Linked DNA regions of Homo sapiens: region 1 is linked to region 2. A link is a contact called in ENCODE Hi-C or POLR2A ChIA-PET data. All regions are on one chromosome and are shown on one strand. The core of a region is the stretch at or near the end of the contact, and the rest is flanking DNA. Distances in the headings are between cores, read along the strand shown. Region 1 overlaps EPB41 (erythrocyte membrane protein band 4.1). Region 2 overlaps YTHDF2 (YTH N6-methyladenosine RNA binding protein F2).

Region 1 (2,700 bases), core at 25-2,524, 190 kb after region 2:
GCCCAGGCTGGAGTGCAGTGGCACTATCTCAGCTCACTGCAGCCTCCGCCTCCCGAATTCAAGTGATTCTTCTGCCTCAGCCTCCTGAGTAGCAGGGATTACAAGTGGGTGCCACCACACCTGGCTAATTTTTGTATTTTTAGTAGAGATGGAGTTTCGCCATGTTGGCCAGGCTGATCTCGAACTCTTGACCTCAGGTGATCCACTCTCCTTGGCCTCCCAAAGTGCTGGGATTACAGGCATGAGCATCATGCCTGGCCTCTATATTTTTATCTTTTCTTCCAGGAGCCAAAGCTGCTGCTTTTTCTCCTTTTTTTTTTTTATGCTTCTCTCCTACCTCCTTTAAAAAAAAAAAGCAGATATCTTTTTTTTCCCAAATAATTCATGTTATTGTTAATGTGGAGATGAAAAACAGGCCAAACTAGTTATATATTTTCAGTCTAAGATCTTTCTCCTCTGTTAAGTTTTAGACTAGATATTCTTGTTTTGTCAGGCTCTCAGTACATTTTCTCTTCCATGTCAACTCTAATTCTCTTCATCTCTTCTTTTGGTAGTGAAAATCAAGTAGAATATTAAAAGACCATATGCTCTGCAAATCACTTAGAAGCAAACTTGCTCTGTGATAGTATGGCCTTGATATTTGTCATTAATATTATTCGTTGTTTTATTTTTGGGGTAGCTTTCTGGAGGTCAAGGGTTTACAAGTAGAACAAAGAAATATGAGTAGTTAGTGACCGAAGAACTAAAGCTTTTTTCCAGGATTTTCTTGTTTTACAAAGACACGTATAGACATTTTGTTAGATTTTTAAATACCTCAGTTGACAATTTAAATGTTGAGAGCCCAATACTGTTAGTATTGTGAATATATTTGAGTTGAATATATTTGGTATATTTAGTTTGTATATTTAATTTTTTGAAAAAGTTTTGTCTTTATGTATTTTTTTCTTTAACATTTGAGCTTGAATCAATAAAGGGCAGCAACAGAAAAGCATTTTGGATCAAACATATTTGCCGTGTTCACTATATTTTGATGATAAATAGATGGCAACATTTGTCTTTGAGTCTGTCTTGTTCTGCTCAAAAAGCAGAAAAGATAGGAAGAGAGAAATAAGTAAGATTTACTGCACTTTGCTTAATATTCTTACAGCAATAACACACCTTAGCTGGTGGTATTTTCCTTTTATGAATCATAAAGTCAGACTGGGAGAGGTAACTTATCTAAGGTCATGAAGCTAGTAACTGAGGGTGCTAAGACTCAATGTTTAGCTGACTTCAAAACTGATGTGCAGCACTGTGATTGGATTTGGAACTCTCTTCTATTGTGGTTAGGGTAGTGGTAAACTTTCATCCTATTCAGATTTTCACAAGTCATAATTTATTGTCACCTAGGATGACCAGGATTCAATCTAGGCTATCACATTGCATTTAGTGGTTATGTCTTCCTTAGTCTCCTCCAATCTGTGATAGTATCTCCTTGCATTTCATAGCATTGATGCGTTCATAGAGTATCGGCCAGGTGTTTTACAAAATGCCAGTCGGGGTTTGTCTGATTTTTTTCCACGATTAGATAGTAGATTTTTGGGAAGAATACAGAGGTGATGTGTCCTCAGTATGTCATGTTGGGCAAAGCAAGACCTAGTCTAAAAAAACCACACACACGGTTTTAGATTTACAGATTTATTGTGAAGATAGTACAGAGTCCCTATATACCCCACACTGCAGTTTCCTCTATTATTAATATATTAGTATAGTATATTTTTAACATTAGTAAACTGATATTGATACATTATTGTTAACTAAAGTTCATATTTTATTCAGATTTCCTCAGGTTTTTTTCCTAATGTCTTTTTCCTGTTCCTGAATACCATCCAGGATACCACATTATGTCTAGTACTCATTTCTCCTTACAGTTTTCTTGGTTGTGATTGTTTCTCAGACTTGCTTTGTTTTTGATGATCTTGACAGTTTTGAGGGTTGTTGGTCAGATATTTGTAAGATTGCCTCAGTTGGGATTTGTGTGATGTTTTTGTCATTATTAGACTTGATAATGTGTTTTTGGGAGGAAGACCCAGAGAGGTAAAGTATCATTCTCATTACTTCCTATCAAGGGTACATCCTATCAATATGACTTATCACTACTGATGTTGACCTTGGTCTTAAGGTAGTTTATCAGGTTTCTCTGCTGTAAAGATACTTTCCCCCCTTTTCCATACTGTACTCTTTAGATGAAAGTCACTATGCATAGCCCACACCTAAGGAGTGGAGAGTTGTACTCTACCTCCTTGAGGGCAAAATATCTACACAAATTATTTGTAATTCTGCATCAGAGACTTTATTTTTCCTCATCTGTTCAATCATTTATATCAGTGTGGAGTCATACTGATATGGATATTTATTTTACACTTTGGGTTTTAATCCAGTATTACTTCATTTATTTTGTTGCTCAAATTGTTCCAGCTTTGGCCATCAGGTGCTCTTTTGGTTGGCCTCTGGTTCTTTTGACATTGTGTGTGTGTGTGTGTGTGTGTGTGTGTGTGTGTGTGTATTTTAATACTTTCCTACTTTGTGGTACTACAAAATGCTCCAGGCTCATCTTGCATATTTCCTGCCCGGCTCCTAGAATCAGTCATTTCTCCAAGGAGTCCCCATTCCTTTTATTGGATAATGGCATTAGAAACCAAGATCTGGCCAGGCACGGTG
Region 2 (2,700 bases), core at 201-2,700:
CCAGCTACTTGGGAGGCTGAGGCAGGAGAATCGCTTACACCTGGGAGGCGGAGGTTGCAGTGAGCTGAGATGGTGCCATTGCACTCCAGCCTAGGCAACAAGAGTGAAACTCTGTCTCAAAAAAAAAATTCAGCTTTTAATCAAGTATGTATTTTGATTATGTTTGCTAGAGTGGTTCAGTTAATGATAATTGAACTTGATATGTAGGTGTAAGATTCGTTTGTTGGAATTGACCAGCCTTTTAATGTTTTCATAGAATGAGTGCAATAGTAAACAGAATTTAGCGTCTTTGGTAAGCTAACTAATGGCTCTTTTTAAAAACCATTGCCCAGCGCGGTGGCTCATGCCTGTAATCCCAGCACTTTGGGAGGCCGAGGCGAGCAGATCACGATGTCAGGAGTTCGAGACCAGCCTGGTCAACATGGTGAAACCCTGTGTCTACTAAAAATACAAAAATTAGCTGGGCATGGTGGCAGGTGCCTGTAATCCCAGCTACTACTTGCAGTGGGCTGAGATTGAGCCATTGCAATCCAGCCTGGTGAAAGAGCAAAACTTGTCTAAAAAAAAAAAAAAACCATTCCATAAAGACTTTTTTTTTTTTTTTTGAGAGACGAATCTCACTCTGTCGCCCAGGCTGGAGTGCAGGGGTTTCACTGTGTTAGCCAGGATGGTCTTGATCTCCTGACTTTGTGATCCTCCCGCCTCTCCCTCCGAAAGTGCTGGGATTACAGGCGTGAGCCACCACGCCCAGCCCATAAAGACTCTTGATAAGTGAGTATCCTAGTTCTCAGCCGGTGAGCAAACCACCAAATAAAGGCTTCAATTATACTTCTGTCAGGTTACTTTTTAGTTTACTCTCTTGTAAGAACTGCTGGCACTGGCCGGGCGCGGTGGCTCACGCCTGTAAGCACAGCACTTTGGGAGGCTGAGGCGGGCAGATCACAAGGTCAGGAGATCAAGACCATCCTGGCTAACATGGTGAAACCCCGTCTCTATTAAATAAACTACAAAAAATTAGCTGGGTGTGATGGTGGGCTCCTGTAGTCCCAGCTACTCGGGAGGCTGAGGCAGGAGAATGGCGTGAACCCAGGGGGCGGAGCTTGCAGTGAGCCAAGATGGCGCCACTGGACTCCAGCCTGGGCGACAGAGCGAGACTCCATCTCAAAAAAAAAAAACCAAAAAAAAGAACTGCTGGGATTTCAGGAAGATGCCTATGATTGCTTCTAAGCCCAGTTACCATTTTAGTTAGTACTGCCTTACTCTCCTGTTGGTTACTATTTTCCTTAACATCTTTACATAACTGATTGTAAACTGTTCTTACAATCTTTATTAGGCTTTAAAGAACAAGCAGGTTTTATGAGAATGGGGCTCATAGCTCATTGAGATGGTAGACTCCCTTAGGTGAAGTGTTTGTGTGTGTACCTTTGTAGTATTTACGAGATTGCAGAAGCTTTCATGCCAGATGGGTGGTAACCCCATAAAGAAGTAGGGAAGTACTTAAACTTCATCCTGAAGGTGTCACAGCTGTTTTAAAGTTCCATGATTGGGCAGTATCTTGGCAGAACACACTGAAGCAGAGCCACAGCCATTTTTGCCTAGCATTATTACTGACTTGTTCTGCATGATCTAATTAACATAGAACCTTCAAGCATTAGATCTGTCAGGCTTGAAACTTAGAGCAAATTTTAGTGACATGTTTGATAGATGTGACTTACTTTTATTTTTTTAAAAAGCAATATACTGTGCTTTAGGTGTGGTTTACCTTGTTGAATACTGCAGATACTATTGTGTGACCTTTCTGCGTTTATTTAGAACTTTTCCCCAGTTAAGTATTCCCTATGACATCACTTTTGTTGGCTTCATAGTATTGTCAGACTTACTATAATTTACCAATCCCTAATTGTTGAATATGTCAACAATTTGTATTTTATTTTTTCTAATTAAAATAACACTACACTGAACATCCTTTTGTATAAATATTTACATCTGTCCTTTAGTAGTTAAATGTGTCAAAGGTATATGGTTTTTTAAAATTAGTATTTAACCACAAACTCAGAAATTCTTACTAAAGGGGTATGTGCTTTGTGGTCTTGGCTAATTTCTGTATATATTGCTACATAAACCTTTTTCCTTTTTCCTGAAAAGTTTTGTTGAGGGAATCATTGTGCAACTGTTATCTAGAAGAAGGCAACAGTTAAGAGCCTTTCTTTCTTCCTTTTTTTTTTTTTTTTTTTTTTTGATACGGGAGTCTCAGTCTCGCTCTGTCGTCCAGGCGGGAGTGCAGTGGCGCATTCTCGGCCCACTGCAAGCTCCGCCTCCCGGGTTCACGCCATTCTCCTGCCTCAGCCTCTCGCGTAGCTGGGACTACAGGCGTCCGGCTAATTTTTTTGTATTTTTAGTAGAGACGGGTTTTCACCGTGTTAGCCAGGATGGTCTCGATCTCCTGACCTCATGATCTGCCCGCCCCGGCCTCCCAAAGTGCTGGGATTACAGGCGTGAGCCACCACCACACCCAGCCGTGTTTCTCTTTTGACTCAACTTTGGAATAGTCTGGGAGAAAGGAGAGTTAACTTTCCTGAATGAGTGAATTTTTTAAAAGAAATTTCATAAAATAATTGGTTTAATTTTTGTCTTGTTTCTAGCCCTTTAACTACAAGTAAAAATGAGGGAAGTAGTCAAGAATAAGGGAAGCAGTCAAGT

Evidence for each region. A loop is a pair of places that touch in the nucleus more often than their neighbours do. ChIA-PET counts read pairs that join two places held with the same protein, here RNA polymerase II (POLR2A). Pooled maps may share reads with other maps.
Region 1: a loop to region 2 is called in a map of Calu3, with 6 times the contacts of the local background. The contact joins two enhancer-like sites. A Hi-C loop is called at or near these places in 2 of 168 maps with a recorded cell type or tissue (Calu3 and naive thymus-derived CD4-positive, alpha-beta T cell) and 8 of 50 pooled maps. POLR2A ChIA-PET finds 5 or more read pairs at or near these places in 3 of 52 experiments (H1, WTC11 and activated CD8-positive, alpha-beta memory T cell).

What each region holds. Positions count from the first base shown.
Region 1 is chr1:28,932,162-28,934,861 of GRCh38, forward strand. All of the region lies in intron 1 of EPB41 (erythrocyte membrane protein band 4.1), which reads left to right. All of the region lies in intron 1 of LOC124903886 (a long non-coding RNA gene), which reads right to left. Among named protein-coding and RNA genes, the nearest start is that of EPB41, 19 kb to the left of the region's middle. Within about 2 kb of position 1,275, at least 3 of the 41 ENCODE cell types and tissues checked have a DNase peak (open chromatin) inside an H3K27ac peak, as active enhancers do.
Region 2 is chr1:28,746,965-28,749,664 of GRCh38, forward strand. All of the region lies in intron 4 of YTHDF2 (YTH N6-methyladenosine RNA binding protein F2), which reads left to right. Among named protein-coding and RNA genes, the nearest start is that of YTHDF2, 11 kb to the left of the region's middle. RefSeq lists a silencer at 1,031-1,254 and enhancers at 1,829-2,350, 2,351-2,700. Within about 2 kb of position 1,451, at least 4 of the 41 ENCODE cell types and tissues checked have a DNase peak (open chromatin) inside an H3K27ac peak, as active enhancers do.